Regions from separate parts of the Homo sapiens genome. Here region 2 is linked to region 1. Evidence: chromatin loops called from intact Hi-C (ENCODE). Cell type or tissue: ovary. All regions are shown on one strand. Links, peaks and the distances in the headings refer to the core of each region. The heading gives the core; the rest is flanking DNA.

Region 1 (8,346 bases), core at 45-8,044:
TGAAATCAAAGCACTGACAAGTTAAATTTTGTGGAACAGTTGAGTTTTTTTAGGAGTGATTTGAAGGATGTGACAGATGATTTAAGTGGGTATTTAAATGTGAGAAGCACTCCTTTTTTTTTTTTTTGAGACGGAGTCTGGCTCCGTCGCCCAGGCTGGAATGCAGTGGCACGATCTCAGCTCACTAAAAGCTGCGCCTCCTGGGTTCATGCCATTCTCCTGCCTCAGCCTCCCGAGTAGCGGGGACTACAGGCGCCCACGACCACGCCCAGCTAATTTTTATTTTCAGTAGGGGTTTCACCGTGTTAGCCAGGATGGTCTCGATCTCCTGACCTTGTGATCCACCCGCCTTGGCCTCCCAAAGTGCAAGTGCTGGGATTATAGGCGTGAGCCACCACGCCCGGCGAGAAGCACCTTTAGGAGCACAATTGCAGAGTGATGAAAGCATGATAATTGAAGTACCTTATTTATTTATTTATTTATTTATTTATTTATTTATTTATTTATTTAGAGATGGAGTCTCGCTCTGTCACACAGGCTGGAGTGCAGTGGTGTGATCTCAGCTCACTGCAACCTGTGCCTCCCTGTTCAAGTGATTCTTCTGCCCCAGCCTCCCAAGTAACTGGGATTACAGGTTCCCGCCTCCACGCCGGGCTAATTTGTTTGTATTTGTAGTAGAGATGGGGTTTCACCCCGTTGGCCAGGCTGGTCTCGAACTCTGACCTCAAGTGATCCACCTGCCTCGGCCTCCCAAAATGCTGGGATTACAGGCCAGCCAAAGTAACTTTTTTTAAAAAGTGATAATAGAATAGAATAGAATTTGTCTTAGGGCTGTGCGTCCTTTAGGGTGAATCAAGCTTTGCTGAACATGTTCCCTGATTGGCTGAAGCAGAGGTACAAAATTTGCATTTTCTGGCCTATAACCTAACTGTCTCAGGAAGTGTCTCTACAGAAGTAGTTTCTGGTTTCTCTAGTTTTATAGAATTAAGAATTTAAGAACAGAAAGAAAATAAAGTTTCCTGCTTTTCAACAGAACAGGGCAAAGCTCCTGAAACAAGACCATATGGAAGCATCCCGCATGAGTGCCCGTGTGTTTGATGGTGAGGTTGGGGCAGATGGTAAAGGCAGGGTTCTTGGCTGCTTGGTCAAGGATTTTGGAGATGATAGAAGTTAGGTGGCTAGTGCTAAGGAAAGACTGTTGTATGTTGTGTGTATTGGGCCTGTCTGCCTAAGAGGTGGAGCAGCCTCACAGAGAGGAAGGAAATTGATGTGTTTGGTAGGGTAGAGGTGGTAAGATAAGAAAAGAGGCAGGGGAGATGCAGAGTTGGAATGATAAAGCTTGCAATTGCATCTAAACCTGCCCCTGAGATAAGGGAGAGAGAGACAAGATATTACAGTGTGAGAAATAAGATTCCAGTTCCCTGGTGTCTTCTGTTCTCTAGAGCCTTCAAGTAAGATACTGCAGGGACTGTAGGGTTTTTCTGTTTAAACTTGAAGCTCTTTTGATTCCTTTTTGAGATACAAGCCAAAAGCTGTATTTATAGAACTTGTTTTGACATATTATCTCACCCTGTCCCTTGCCTTCTTTACTGGAATCCAGCTAATGTTGCACTTTGCCTTGGCAGGAAAGGTTGATTGAAGAAAATGTATAGCTATACAGCTGAGTGATTGAAATAGCTTCAGACTTTGTAAATAGGCCATACATGATGAGGTCCCAGCTGCATGAACGTTATTTGAGTTGCTGGGGTCATTTAAAATGGTGTGATGTAATTATGATATACTGCTGGATCACCTGGACAATGGCAGTTTCCACACAGAAGTTTCAGGCAAAGCAGGAAAAAAATACAAAACCAAAATGCTGTTTTGGAAAAGAGTATGAGTTGAGGTTTTTCTTTACTTTGTGCTTTATAGTTCCACGAGTTTTCCTTTTTTTAAGTGGTAGGAATGGACTTATGGGTTGCAGGGGGAAGTGGACAAGGGGATACGGTGTCTGCAGGCTAGGTTGCCATGCTCCAAAAGCTCAAGTTTTCTTTAAAAAAATTTTCAGTAGGCCGGGCACAGTGGCTCGTGCCTGTAATCCTAGCACTTCAGGTCGATCACCTAAGGTCAGGAGTTCGAGACCAGCTTGGCCAACATGGTGAAACCCCATCTCTACTAAAAATACAAAAAAGTAGCTGGGTTTGGTGGCAGGTGCCTGTAATCCCAGCTGCTCGGGAGGCTGAGGCAGTAGAATTGCTTGAACCCGGGAGGCGGAGGTTGCAGTGAGCCAATATTGCGCCATTGTACTCTAGCCTGGGCAACAAGAGCATAACTTCGTCTCAAAAAAAAAAAAATTTCTGTAGAATAGGTAACGTGTTCACATGTAAACAATTCAACCACTGTTCCACCTCTACAACTACTGTTAGCAGTTATTTCTTTATCCATCCAGAGATACTCTGTTCATATACAAGCCATGTGTAATTCCTTTCTTATTATATGAATACGTCTTGATCAGTTAGCTGCCTTATTTTCTTTAATAGCTACATAGTGTTCTGTTGTATGGTTATACTGTATTTAATAGCCTTCAATTAATGGGCATATGTTTTCAGGTTTTGCTGATGTAAACAATGTTCTTATGAATGCCCCTTTGCATACTTTGTATACATCAGATACAAGATTATTTGTAAACTATATTTCTAGAACTGGGATTGCTGAATTCAAAGGGCATGTCTTTTTTTTTTTTTTTTTTTCTCTGTTTGTTTTTTTAGACAGGCTCTCTCTCAGTTGTCCAGGCTGGAGTGCAGTGGCATGATCACAGTTCACTGCAGCCCGACCTCCTGGGCTCAAGTGATTCTCCCGCCTCAGCTTCCCAAGTAACTGGGACTACAGGCACGTGCCACCACACCCAGCTAATTTTTGAATTTTTTTGTAGAGATAAGTCTCACTATATTGCCTGGGCTGGTCTGGAACTTGTGGGCTCAAGCAGTCCTCCCAAAGTGCTGAGATTATAAGTGTGAGCCACTGTGCTCAGCTCAGTTTTCAATATTGATGAGATACTATCCCTTTTTATATTTTGCAAGTGATATTATCCATTGAAAAATACTAGTGAGCTGGGCGTGGTGGCTCATGTCTGTAATCCCAGCACTTGGGGACACTGAGGCAAGTGGATCACCTGAGGTCAGGAGTTCAAAACCAGCCTGGCCAACATGATGAAACCTTGTCTCTACTAAAAAAATATAAAAATTAGCCAGGCTTGGTGGCTTGGGCCTGTAGTCCCAGCTACTGGGGAGGCTGAGGCAGGAAAATTGCTTACAACTGGGAGGCAGAGATTGCAGTGAGCCAAGATCATGCCACTGCACTCCAGCCTAGGCGACAGAGCGAGACTCTGTCTCAAACAAAAAAAAAAAAAGAGAATATTATTAATGGAGATGGGGAGGCCTAATAATTGCAATGTCAGTCAAGCAATTACCCTAAAGAGTTGCTAGAATAAACATAGGATCTGCAATACCCGGAAGATTTAAGAAACCCTCTTGAGATGAGCTTAATTATCAGCTGTAGCAACCATTATTGCTATTATTGTTGGAGAAGAGGCAGGTTGCCTAGAGGAGGTGGAAGCAGCTGCTCGCCTTCCTTTTAAACTAAATTCGGGGGAATTTGGTGATACTAGCTAAATCTGCAAGTCATCTCTATTTTACTTTCAGTGTATTAGAGCATTACTTTCACTCACTTATTATGATCTTGACCAATTCAAAAAACATTTGTGGTCCATGGGCCATTCAGTCCTTTTCTCTCTCTCTTTTTATTTTTATTTTTTATTTTGAGACAGAGTCTTGCTCTGTCACCCAGGCTGGAGTGCAGTGACATGATTTCAGTTCACCTCCTGGGTTCAAGCAATTCTTCCTGCCGTAGCCTCCCAAGTAGCTGGGATTACAGGCGCCTGCCACCATGCCCAGCTAATTTTTGTATTTTTAGTAGAGATAGGGTTTCACCATGTTGAACCCGGGAGGCAGAGGTTGCAGGGAGCCAAGATTGCACCACTACCCTCTAGCCTGGGTGACAGAGCAAGACTCTATCTAAAAAAAAATAAATAAGTAAATAATAAAGAGAGGCAAAGTAATATTTTGAGTTTCCCAATAAAAGGCATTTTACAAGCTGCCTTATTTTACCAAATACAGCACTGTGACTCAAGAAAGTCCAAGTCCCAGTGGTTGGTTGTGGAACCCAGGTCTCTTAATCCCTTATCTTCCCTTTAGTTCCTTCATCTGAAAAATGGGAATGAAAATGCTGAAGAATCTCCTTTGAGCACTCAGAAAAATAATTATAGTCCTTTCCAAAGGTTATGTGTTATAATGACTCCGCAAGAGACATCAAGATTATAAGGTGATTTTAAAAGTCGCTCTGACAGGGCTTGAGAAAAAAATTAGTCACATTCTGCCTACATGGTACTAACATATGGTGCAGCCCTGATGAGCTGCACAAGTGGGCTGAAATCAAAATGCAGTTGGAAAGAGGAGCAGTAGTGACTCACTAGATAAGACAGATTTGGCCTCATGGCAGGGCAGTGAAACTAAGAAGGAACTGTGGTCTTAGAACATGCCAGATTTGAGCAAGTGATCATGAATATTATGGAAAGGTTGAATGACTGAGCCTTTGGGTTTGAATTAGGTACTTTGTCTGGTGTCACAGTCCTTGGAGCGAGCACCCTCCCTCGGTGGGTTCAGAGCTCCCACTCCCTCCACCTCCCTCACTTCTGTGTATTACTTCTGTGTATCATTCCCTGTGCCTTTGAAGGTAGAAGCCACCAGGCAAATACTTAACACTGGTGTGCCTGGAACATTGGGTTCAAACTGCAATGATAGGTAGAAGCGTTAGTAATTCTGCCCAGAGAAAGCTGTGCATTAGCTTAGCTACCATATGTAAATTGCTACTGCTGCATCCAGCAATTTGTTGTCCATTGTTGACAGTACTGCCATGGTAAAGAAACAGGAACTATAGAAAGAATTAGATTCCTCCTCCCACCTCCCAGCTCTCACCACAGTAGGAAGCTGTTTGGGGAGCAGAGAGGAAATACGGGGGATTTGAGAGTTACACCCAGTGTGTGGGCATTTGGGGAGGAAATAGGAAAAGAGATTTTTTAAATTATTTTATTTTTTGAAACAAGGTCTTGCTCTGTCAGCCAGACTGGAGTGCAGTGGCACGATCATGGCTCACTGCAGCCTCAAATTTCTGGACTCAAGCAATCTTCCTACCTCAGCATCCAAATTAGGGCTACAGGCGTGCACTGCCATGCCTGTCTGATTTTTTTTTTTTTTTTTTTTGTAGAGATAGGGTCTTGCTATGTTGCCGAGGCTGGTCTCAAACTCCTGGGTGCTAGAGATGTTCCTGCCTTGGCCTCCCAAAGTGCTGGGATTACAGGCATGAGCCATCATGCCTGGCCAAAAAGAGATTTTTAAAAATGTTTTTTGCATGCTCTGTTTGCCTCATCTGAGTGCCTCTAAAATAGGGTGTCTCTCAGGTGAGACGACCTCTGGTTTAGGTGCTTATATACTCATGGAAAGATCATATAACTAAATGGGAGGTGAGCTAGATTAGGGAGGTAGTTCTATTTATTGGTTGTGAATATGCAAGGATGCTATTGGCAGAGTCAAGCTTTAGGCCATTTGTGGCTCTGATCCTTTAATAATGGCTGCTTACGAGAAAATGTTTATCATTGTTAGGTGCAAAAAAGTAGGTTGTGCAGTATTATACTTAGTATAATATTGAATTTGAAAATTCTGTGTATTTGAGGCCAGACATGGTGGCTCATGCCTGTAATCCCAGTACTTTGGGAGGCCAAGGTGAGCCCATCACTTGAGGTCAGGAGTTCCAGCCTGGCCAACATGTCGAAACCCTGTCTGTACTAAAAAATACAAAAATTAGCTGGGTGTGGTGGTGCACGCCTGTAGTCCCAGCTACTTGGGAGGCTGAGGCAGGAGAATTGCTTGAACCCGGGAGGCAGAGGCTGCAGTGAGCTGAGATCATGCCACTGCACTCCAGCCTGGACAACAGAACAAGACTCCATCTGGGGGGAAAAAAAAAAGGAAAATTTTGTGTATTTGAGTGTTTGTACATTTTATTGTATGCATGGAAGAAATCCTGGTAGAAGATAAACCAAAATATGGTTGTAAGTATAATTAATTAAAGTTGGGGAAATGGAAAAATTAAAACAGGAAGGAATACTTATGAAATATTTTGTTTAAAAAAAAAAAAAGAGGGTGGCCGGGCGCAGTGGCTCACGCCTGTAATCCTAGCACTTTGGGAGGCCGAGGTGGGCGGATCACGAGGTCAGGAGATCGAGACCATCCTGGCTAACATGGTGAAACCCCATCTCTACTAAAAATACAAAAAATTAGGCGTGGTGGCGGGTGCCTGTAGTCCCAGCTACTCGGAAGGCTGAGGCAGGAGAATGGCATGCACCCGAGAGGCGGAGCTTGCAGTGAGCTGAGATCACGCCACTGCACTCCAGCCTGGGTGACAGAGCGAGACTCTGTCTCAAAAAAAAAAAAAGAGGGGGTGCTGCCCACATGTTGCTTTTACAGTACCTGCAATTTCAGGGGGGAAAACCCCCAAAAAACTAGGAAGTGCAAGTATGTCTCAATTCAGGAAAGTTCATAGAAACTTTACAAATTACACCAGATAAACTGGGGAATTAAGTTCAACAATTGAAGGTCTGATATGTGTTACTTTTATTCAGGTGTTCTGTGGATATGAATATAAATGAGAAAGTTGAAACATAGTTCACTAACAACATTTTGAAATGAGATTAAAATCACTAACAACATTTTAAATGAGGTGAATTGTATGTGATGTGGACTAAACTAGATAGCTGTTTAAAAACTTGTTTAGAGAAAATACAATTATAGTTTTAGATGACCTAGTGTTAGTCTAGATTAATCTAGTCCCATCCTCTAGGGATTGGAAGTCCAAGAGGGGACCATTCTAAGAATGGTTGTGAACCCCTTATAGAATCTGATGAAAGCTGTGGATTTTGTTTTCAGGAAATCTCACTTGTCCATTTTCACACGGTTTAGCATAAAGTTTAGTCTGTTTAGCCTAAAGCATTGTTGGGCTTACAGGCCTCCAGCTCCTGAGAGGTCTGCTTCCCGCTTGATCCTTTTATCTGTTTACTTGGCTCTCTGGAGCATGAGAGTAGGTGAACATGGAGTTTTCCAAAGCAGGGGGCCTAACTTACTTATTGAGCTAGGCATGTAACAGGAAGAAAGAAGTAAAGGGCATTGCAAGCTGACCAAAAAGTAATACTTTAAAGAGAATATACTTTTCCCAAGTTATTTCTATTATTTGTCTTTTTTCTCTTTTCCAGTTAAAAGTTTGGGCAGGGTGCGGAGGCTCACATCTGTAATCCCAACATTTCGGGAGGCTGAGGCAGGCAGATCATTTGAGGTCAGGAGTTCGAGACCACCCTGGCTAACATGGCCAGACTCTGTCTCTACTAAAAATACAAAAAAAATTAGCTGGGCAGAGTGATCCCTCATCTCTAAAAAAAAAAAAAAAAAAAAAATTCTGGGCACGGTGGCTCATGCCTGTAATTCCAGCACTTTGGGAGGCCAAGGCAGGTGGATCATGAGGTCAGGAGATCAGGACTATCCTGGCTAATACAGTGAAAACCTGTCTCTACTAAAAATACAAAAAAATTAGCCAGGCTTGGTGGCCAGTGCCTGTAGTCCCAGCTACTCAGGAGGTTGAGGCAGGAGAATCGTTTGAACCTGGGAGGCGGAGGTTGCAGTAAGCAGAGATCATGCCACCGCACTCCAGCCTGGGAAACAGAGCGGGACTCCATCTCAAAACAAAACAAAACAAAAAACCGGGCACAGTGGCTCACTCCTGTAATCCTAGCTTACTCTGGGAGGCCAAGGAGGGTGGATTGCCTAAACTCAGGAGTTCAAGACCAGCTTTGGCAACATGGGGAAACCCTGTTTCTGCTGAAAATACAAAACATTAGCTGGGCATGATGGCTTGTGCCTGTAGTCCTAGCTGCTTGGGAGGCTGAGGCACAAGAAGCACTTGAACCCGGGAGGCAGAGGTTGCAGTGAGTCGAGATCATGCCACTTCACTTCAGCCTGGAAAAGAGAGAGAGACTCTGTCTCAAAAAAAAAGTCAGACTCAACTTTATGGCCCTTAGCATTTAAACAGACTTTCTGTGGGTTATGTGCATGAGCTTCCTTGGAGACAATTTTTAACCTGAAGCAGCCTTCTTAGCCCGGATCTCTGTGATCTTGAGGGAGTCATTTCATCTCTGTATCTTTTCTCATCTGCAAAATGGAGATAGCGTACGTATGAGGATTAAATGTAAAGCACCCAAAACAGGTC
Region 2 (8,346 bases), core at 267-8,266, 49 kb after region 1:
GTGTTCATTTTTGTCCTCGTGCTACAGTTAGCTCCCTGCCGCCTCTTGCAGGTCTTACTTCAGCTCTTGCCTGTGACCCACACAGCTTCTGGGCTCTGCCTCTGCTCTAAGAAGTGCTGTGGGGGTAGAGAACCAGGAAGGACATGCTGTTGGGAATGTACACCTGGGCAGAGGTGGCCCTGTTAAGATGTGACTGTAGCCACAGCCAGGGATGGGATCCCTGGGTCTCTGGAATCTGAAACCTCAACAAATACCAGTCTTGACCCCTAGCAGCAGAGATAAGAATAAAGGGGTTGGTTTGCTATTAAGTCAGATGGGGGCTCTCTCCTTGTCATGCTGTCCCTGTGGGTAACAGACAGGGATTGACCATCTTACTGTTGTACAGGTAGCTGGTGGTGTTGGATTATCCCATTGAAGCTGGGACAGCTGTTCCTTTCTCATAGTGATAACTTGGGTCTGTTGTCCTCTAAGGAACGTGAAACATACACTTCTTAAGCTGAACCACGTAAACTTGAAATTCTGCGCACTGGGAGAAATGTGTCCTGTGTTTCAAAGGATAAAACTGTTCTAAAGGCTTCCAGGGTCATGATGGGATTTTTTAAATAAATGCAAAAAATAAAAATAAAAAAGAAAAAAGAAAACAAAAAAAAAAAAGAAAAAAATGCTAGGTTGGGGAGGCGCTGTTCTGAATCCCAACCGGCTGGAACCAAGAATGTCGTTTCTATTTTTATAGAAGTTTTATACAGCTCCGGGGTGGAGAATATTTATTACCTAAATTATATCTCTGGAAAAGGCCAGGATTTTGTAGAATCCAGAATGTGATTGTTATACACACAGGGTGCTGTGTATGATTGAAACTACTGACTTTCTGTGGCCCGTTTGCAGCCCAGCTAACCTGCCCAAGGGGAAGGTGTTAATGCTGTGAATTGGCAGAGGAGAGAGCTGTGCTCCATAGGGTGCTGCCGGTGCTGTGCTCCCTAGCCTTCTGTTCTGTCTTCCTCCTTAGCCAGAACGCCACTCCCTTCCCACATCCCCTTCTTCTCTCCGCCTTCCCCCATCTCACCATTATTTGTCCATGGATTTGTCCTGGGCTCTGGGACCTTATGAAACCCCTTTCCTAATGACATAAGAGGCCAAGGTGCAATCCACCCACCTTTGATACCAGACCCTGAGGGCTTCATACCTGCTGATGGGTTTTCTTTTCTAAAAGGAATGCTCGCCCCAGCAGGGTCCTGGGCTGCTTGAGCAGCCAGCTGGTGAGACCATGCACTTCTCTGTTCTCTCCTCCCCCTGCCCAGTGAGTTAGCACAGCAGTAGCACTGCCCTTGAGCACAGTTCTTTCCCCAGGCCAAAGATGGTTTTGTGAAGAAGCTGCTCCCCTACAAGTCTCACGTGTGAAAGGGCTCAGCTCAGAGTGGAGACTCGCTGTCAAGTCTTAAGCAATCCTTTTCTGTTGTGTGAAGGTTTCACTTACAATGTGTTTTCTGCTGTAGTTTTGTTTCTTACTTGGGTTACATCATGAAATTGATTTGCCTTGAATGCAGCCAGACCACTGTCTCCTGGGTTCCCCTTGAGTGGCCAGGGCCTGGATGGAAGCTAAGAGCTTGGATTTCTGGGAACAAAGGGCCATCCCCATAAGATTGAGCAGAAATTCTGGTCCTCTTCCCTGAAAAATTTTCCCCACCCCAGCCAGCATCTTCTGCTTCCCCTTGGGTTGTGACCAGGGAGTGGGGAGAGAGGCTGAGGCTCTGCTCCCCTGGAGACCTTCTCTTAGGAGTTGGGTGCTTCATGGAAAATCCAAGCCTTAGGTTCCCTTCTGTCTCTGGCAATTAGATGTGTTCTTGGTGTCCTCCATGTCCTTTTTGACTTTTCCCTGTGTCCATTGTTAGCATGTGCAAAAGTTCCCTGTCATTACCCAACCCCTGCCCGCCCACCTCATTTCAGGGCTGTACACACAGTGAGTGTTCCTGTTCTCTCTCTCTTTGTTTGGATGTATTGCTCTGTGTAACTCAGTGGGTCTCCCTCTTTCTGGTTTGTTTTTTTTTCTAGATTCCTGCCGTTTGTTCATCGTTGTGCCTAAAGCATGTCGATGTGGCGTCAAGTACATCGTCCAAATCCCTGTCTCTTCAGCTTCTCTGATGCTTGAACTCTCACCTTTGACCTTGTGTTGACCTTTGATGCTGATGTGTATTTTTATTATGTTTGTTTCTTTCTTCGTTTTTTTTTCTTTTTTTCTTTCCTTTTTTTTTCCTTTTGTGCTGCCAAATTGGTTTTGCTAGAACGACTGCTGAAGGGGAAATATTTAAACTTGCATTTGAATATAAAAAAAATCTATTTTTCTAGAACTTCATAAGATAACCACTTGATTTTGTGATTCCAATTCTTTGTAATTGTCTTCAGAGCAGCCCTACTAGCACATACCGCGTGGTGTTTGTATTTCTGTGAACACACAGCCAGTCCGTTTCTAGGCTTTGTTTCTCTGTGTGCTTAGTTTTAAAGACAACTTTGAAGTAAACAATGAAATAAAAGATGTCACTAAAACCTCTGAGGCTCCTGAGCACATTTTGCTGATACAGTCTGTGGGGCTTGAGGAGACCGCATGTATTGTTCTTTCTTTTGTTTTTCTTCTGAGTTCTCAACTGCGGAGAGCACCTGAACCCCCTTTCCTTTTTGACCGCAGGCTGCACTTTGGGCCCCAGCCAGCCCTTTTTCTTTTTCTTTTTCTTTTGTGGTTCTTCCCTGGAGCGACTCTGGGGAGTCCTGGATATCCCGCCTGCCCCTTCCCCTCAGCCCCATGCTTGTTCCAACAGTCTCCACAGCAAAATGTGATGCTTTGATTTTTTTGTTGTTGTTTTTGTTTTTGTATTGTTTTTGTGTTTTTGTTTTGAATTTTTTCCTTTCCTACTAAGATTATGCCCAGAAAAAAGTTTTGCATGTTTCCTGCTGTTTCTTCACACCTTCGTATATATCACCTTCACCTCTCTGTTTTCTATAGTTTGTGCAAAAACTGATCGATTTAAAAGGGTTTCAAAGAAGCTGTTTTAAATTGTTGTAGGGTTGATTATTTTTTTCAAGATTGTATTGTTTAATTTTGAAGTGGCAACTTTCTCCTCTATTGCCCTTAGAGCGTTTGCCTGTGCACTTAGACTGTCACTTCGTGTGGCCTCCAGGTCTTACCGGGGCTTCCGGGAGGCTGGCTGCTTTGCTCAGAGAGGGTGGGAAGGGGGCCTGGAGAGACACGAGAAGCAGAGGTAGAGCCTAGAAGGTGGCAGCAGGTGGGTAAGAGGCTTATTTAGCACATTAGGGGCAGTGAGCACCTGGAGGAAGGAGGGCGCTCCCAATCACCCGTAGGAGGCCATCTGCACACCAAGCGGCAATTCACCTGCTGGCGCTTTTCCTAGGTGACAAGCACAATACTACAGTCTTCACACTGTTTACAGCCCTGGGCACCAGCCACCCGGCACTGGCTCTTCATCACAGCTCTGCTCTTGCTTAGCTAGTGGGGTGGGGGAAAGGGCAGGGATTTGTTTTTTTAATTGGGTGGAGAGCCAAACAGCTACTGTCCCTGGGTGCCAAGCAAGCCAGTTTTTTGGTTCCCTGAGGGAAACTGACCCTCCTCTCTTGTGGCACCATCCAGCCTCAGGGTCTTGGAGACTTGAGTAAGAATGTGAGTGGAGGGGGAGAGGTGAGGAGAGGAGCACAGGGTGGATCTGTGGAGGGAAGAGGTTACAGGGGGAGGAGCTGATGATAGATCCCACCCAGACTTAAGCTGCTGGTGGGTGGGTGAGCTGGGAAGTAGGACTGTCCAGGGAAGGGTGGAGAGATGTAGCTAGGGGCTGGGGAGGGGGAGGTGGAAGCGCTATTGAGCATCCTCCACACCAAGGTTGATGAAGGAAGGGATCCCAGCAGGGTTTCTGCTCTGGGGCTGGCAGGTTGCCTGGTATTATGCCCAAGGCCGCTCTGCCTGGGGGAAAGGGCAGCCAGGCAGAGGCCCAGTGTCTGGTAGGCTGCTGAATTTCCTGGAAGGGGTGATTGGATGGAAAGAGGCCAGAAACCCCAGCCTGAGAGACTGCTGTGCACCCCACAGTCTGACTGCACAGAGCCGCCTCTGTTGGCAGGAGGCACTGAGGCTCCCCTTCCTGTGTATTGAGAAGCAGTGTTTGCCAATATATTTTGCTTTCAATTCCAAGAGGAGCTCTGGGAAAACCTGTGGATAAAACCAAATGCCAAATGTTGGACGTTGTTTCCTTTTCCTTTTCTCTCTCTGATTGTTTTAATTGTTCTGTGGTGGTTTTAATGGATTTGAGACCCTGGAGCGGCAGCTGCCTTTCTGATTTCCAGCTGCTTTTTGTGAATAATTTAAAAAGAAAAAAAAAAAGAAACTTTACATTTTGGAGACAAACCTGTGTGAGTTTTTTATTGGTACAAACGTTGTATTTAACACTAGGGGTTTTGTACAGTTTTTTGCCTTTTCTACTAGAAAACAATGTAAAGTGATTTCACAATGTGAAGAGAAAAAAAAATTGCCACTATGACCAAACGCACAGTCTGTTCTGCAGCAACAACGGGATTCAATCAACTCAGTCGTGATTCAGCCGTAGAAATGCTTTTCCTTTATCTTGTTTGAGCTTTTCCTTTCTTTCCTGTTTTGATTTGCAAAAGAAAATGTCTTTTTTGTGTGAACTTGTGTTGTACTCTGTAGAAAATTATGGATTTTACTTTAATGGTTTAAAAAAAGGCAAGGAGAGCCCTCGTCGCTTTTCTTACCTAATCACAGAGTTTGTGTAGTGAATTTAAAAAGAAAAAAAAATTGTTATAAGTTTGGAGCAAGGGAGTATGTGTTTCAAAGGAATCTCCTTCCTTTTTTTGTGTGTTTTTCCTTTTGTCCCAATGGGGAACCTAAATCTGTTTTAATTGCACAGACACATGGACAAAAAGTCATTTTGTATCTGCCAAGTGTGGTACCTTCCTTTGTTTATTTGCTATTAAACTGTTTGAGAAGAACTGATGTCTTCAGAGTTACTGATTGTTGGGGAGGGTGATGTGTCCTTGGAGCAGGTGGGGTTGCCATGTTCCTGAAGAGGGGGTGTGGGTGCCCTATAAGGCTTCATTTTTATGTACCTGAAGATGTGCAGCTGAACCCCCCAAAAGCTCCGGAAGGAAAACATAATTTCTCCCCAGAAAACTGCCTTCCCCATCTTTTTGTATTCTCCAGGATTTCTACTTATGCGGAAACACCTTAAAACTTTTTTGCCCACCCTAATTTTTGAGCATCTCCTGTTCTCCTTGGCTGCCACAAAACAGAGCTGGTCCAGACCTGCCAGTGCACATCTCTTCCCTAGTGCGCAGAGTCCCTGCTCCCTAGGACTCTGCTGGCCAGCACCAAATCCCAGAGCCCCGGCAGTCTTCCTCCCTCCAGACCTTTAAAGCTCTGGCCCAAAGTTCTTAAGCTTCTACTTCCCTCACTCTGACCTCAGTACAAGGCCCCTGAATGGCATGCTTCTAAGGCTCTGTGGACTACTCAATAGTGCTGGATGGACCAGGCCTCAGCCTTCTCCTACATGTCCCTCTATGTGGAGTGGGTCTTGGGTAGCATTTCTCAGTGAGGGTTGCATTGAGTACTAGACCATGATATGTTCTATGAAATAAGGATTCTTAACACAAATAAGTTTGTGAATGTTGTCCCTGCAATAAAGAATGTTCTCTCTGAAATTAGGCAGTAAAGAAGCCTCAGACTTGATTTAGCCAAGCGTCTCCCAGACTGGGGATCCCTTTTGCTGTCCACTTGTTCTCAAAAACAAGTGGCAGCTTGGGGGTTTTAGATTTTGTCTACCAAGTTCTGCATTTGGGTGTTCCTTTGTTCACGTCCCCATTTTTATTCATTAAAAATGTTTAAAAATCAGAACTTATATGCAAATAATTATCCTAGCTAATGTTGATTGTTTACCACCATCAGGCGCTGCAGGATACACATGATACCCACTACATGTTCCAGGCTTCATAGCATCCCTAGGAGGTAGCTAGTTTTCCCATCCTCGTTTTACAGATGAGCAAACAGGTTAAAAGAAATTGGGTTGCCTGCTAGAAAGTGGTGTGCACTGGGAATCAAACCACATTGCCCAACTCCTGAGCCCTTTCTCCTAACCACTACTGAATAGAAAGAATTCAAAAGCCAATAAATGTGCTTTAATTAACCTGTGTCTCATCACAGATTGATTGCTCTCTGTCCTCTAGGCCCCAGTGAGAGGAGCTTAGAGGACCTATGGCTTTTGTGGCTCCCCTGGGAGGTGACTCATTGCAGCTGCGCCCTCCTTAAAGCAGCCATTTTGGTGTTTGAGAGGTTCACTTGTAACTGGTTGGTCAGCGGGCTCCTGCAGGGCGCTGCTGCCTGTGGGGGACGGGCAACTTCTAAAGAGCACTCCTCTCCATACTCTCACGTCACTAGATCTGAGACCAGCTCAACCATTGTTTACCCAGTGTCGTTTGTTTTTATTGTGACAAAATCAAATTTGCCATTTTAAACACTTTTAAGTATAATTTTTAAGAATTTTGTTTTACTTTGGAGTATAGATTCAAGTTGCCCTGAATATATACTCCCTATAATTTTATAATTTACTACCATTAAACACATTCACAATGCTTGTGCAATCATCATCACCTGATTTTTTGTTTTTGAGACAGGGTCTCACTGTCAACGACGCTGGCATACAGTGGTGCAGTCATTGCTCACAACAGCCTCAGCCTCCCCAGGCTCATGTGATCCTCCCACCTCAGCCTTCGAATAGCTGGGACTTACAGGCACATGCCATCATGCCTAGCTAATTTTTGTATTTTTTGTAGAGACAGGTGTCGCCATGTTGCCCAGGCTAGTCTTGAACTTCTGGACTCAAGCAGTCTGCCTGCCTTGGCCTCCCAAAGTGCTGGGATTACAGGCATGAGCCACCATGCACAGCCCCATTACCACCTAATTTTGTAAATCAACTTGAAATGTACTTTTTTCATTCTGACCCACTGATATTTGTGAAATTACAAGTTTGATGCTGTAATCATTACATTATAAAATACACATTAGCAGGGCTCGGTGGCTCCGCCTGTAATCCCAACACTTTGGGAGGCCAAGTGGGAGGATCAATTGAGACCAGGCTGGGCAACAGAGTGAGACCCCATCTCAACAAAAAATAAAATCAGGCATGGTGGCACACACCTGGGGTCCCAGCTACTCCAGAAGCAAAGGTGGAAAGATTGCTTGAGCCCAGGAGGTCCAGGCTGCAGTGAGCTGTGATCATGCCACTGCACTCCAGCATAGGTGGCAGAGTGAGACCCTGTCTCCAAAAATACACACACACACACATATAACTACTAATATAAAGTGTCCATGGAGTGCCTTCTTAGTGAGTTCTGCATTTCACACTTGGGGAAATTGGTGTAGTGGAGGGCAAGGGTAGAGAATCAGAGGCTTCCCCCTCAGACTCTCTTCCTGGGCCTTTTATCTAAAAATAGAATATTAAGTATAACTTGAGCATCTTTTAATTGAAATAATGCTTAAAGGCTGTTGCTTCTCTTTAAAATTGACCCAAGGCCGGGCACGGTGGCTCACGCCTGTAATCCCAGCACTTTGGGAGGCCGAGGCAGGCAGATCACGAGGTCAGGAGATCAAGACCATCCTGGCTAACACGGTGAAACCCCGTTTCCATTAAAAATACAAAAAATTCTCTGGGCATGGTGGCGGGCGCCTGTAGTCCCAGCTACTCCAGAGGCTGAGGCAGGAGAATGGCGTGAGCCTGAGCTGGCAGTGAGCCGAGATCGCGCCACTGCACTCCAGCCTGGGCGACAGAGCAAGACTCCATCTCAAAATAAATAATAAATAAAATTGACCCAAAAAAGGAAATATGTCAAGTACTATTTCAGCCTTTTAAAAAAGTTTAGGCTTTTGCATATTTATTATAATAAAGCTGTATCTTTTTTTGAGACGCAGTTTATCTCTTGTTGTCCACTCTGGAGTGCAATGGTGCGATTTCAGCTCACTGCAACCTCTGCCTCTCAGGTTCAAGCGATTGTCCTGCCTCAGCCTCCCTAGTAGCTGGGACCACAGGCACGCACCACCATGCCCAGCTAATTTTTGTATTTTTAGTAGAGATGGGGTTTCACCATGTTGATCAGTCTGGTCTCGAACTCCCAACCTCAGGTGATTGACCTGCCTTGGCCTCCCAAAGTGCTGGGATTACAGGCATGAGCCACCGTGCCTGGCCAATAAAGCTGTATCTTAATTAAGTGTTTTGTTGGATTTTGTTTTGTTTTTGTTTTTGTTTTGAGACAGAGTCTTGCTCTGTCACCCAGTCTGGAATG

Evidence for each region. A loop is a pair of places that touch in the nucleus more often than their neighbours do. Peaks named below come from ENCODE experiments on the same cell type or tissue, not always from the same donor. Only the 100,000 strongest peaks of a DNase experiment are listed, where the experiment ranks them.
Region 2: a loop joins it to region 1, with 3 times the contacts of the local background. A loop is called at or near these places in 4 of 110 quality-filtered maps.

Annotation. Positions count from the first base shown.
Region 1 is chr11:47,511,644-47,519,989 of GRCh38, reverse strand. All of the region lies in intron 1 of CELF1 (CUGBP Elav-like family member 1), which reads left to right. Among named protein-coding and RNA genes, the nearest start is that of CELF1, 37 kb to the left of the region's middle. RefSeq lists a silencer at 6,291-6,430. In ovary, for the core only: no CTCF peak of the experiment used is centred there; no DNase peak of the experiment used is centred there.
Region 2 is chr11:47,462,595-47,470,940 of GRCh38, reverse strand. CELF1 (CUGBP Elav-like family member 1) reads left to right here. Exons shown (of 15, transcript NM_001376376.1): 15 at 1-5,004. Among named protein-coding and RNA genes, the nearest start is that of RAPSN, 18 kb to the right of the region's middle. In ovary, for the core only: no CTCF peak of the experiment used is centred there; DNase peaks (open chromatin) are centred at 3,420 and 3,949; H3K27ac peaks cover 2,836 bases.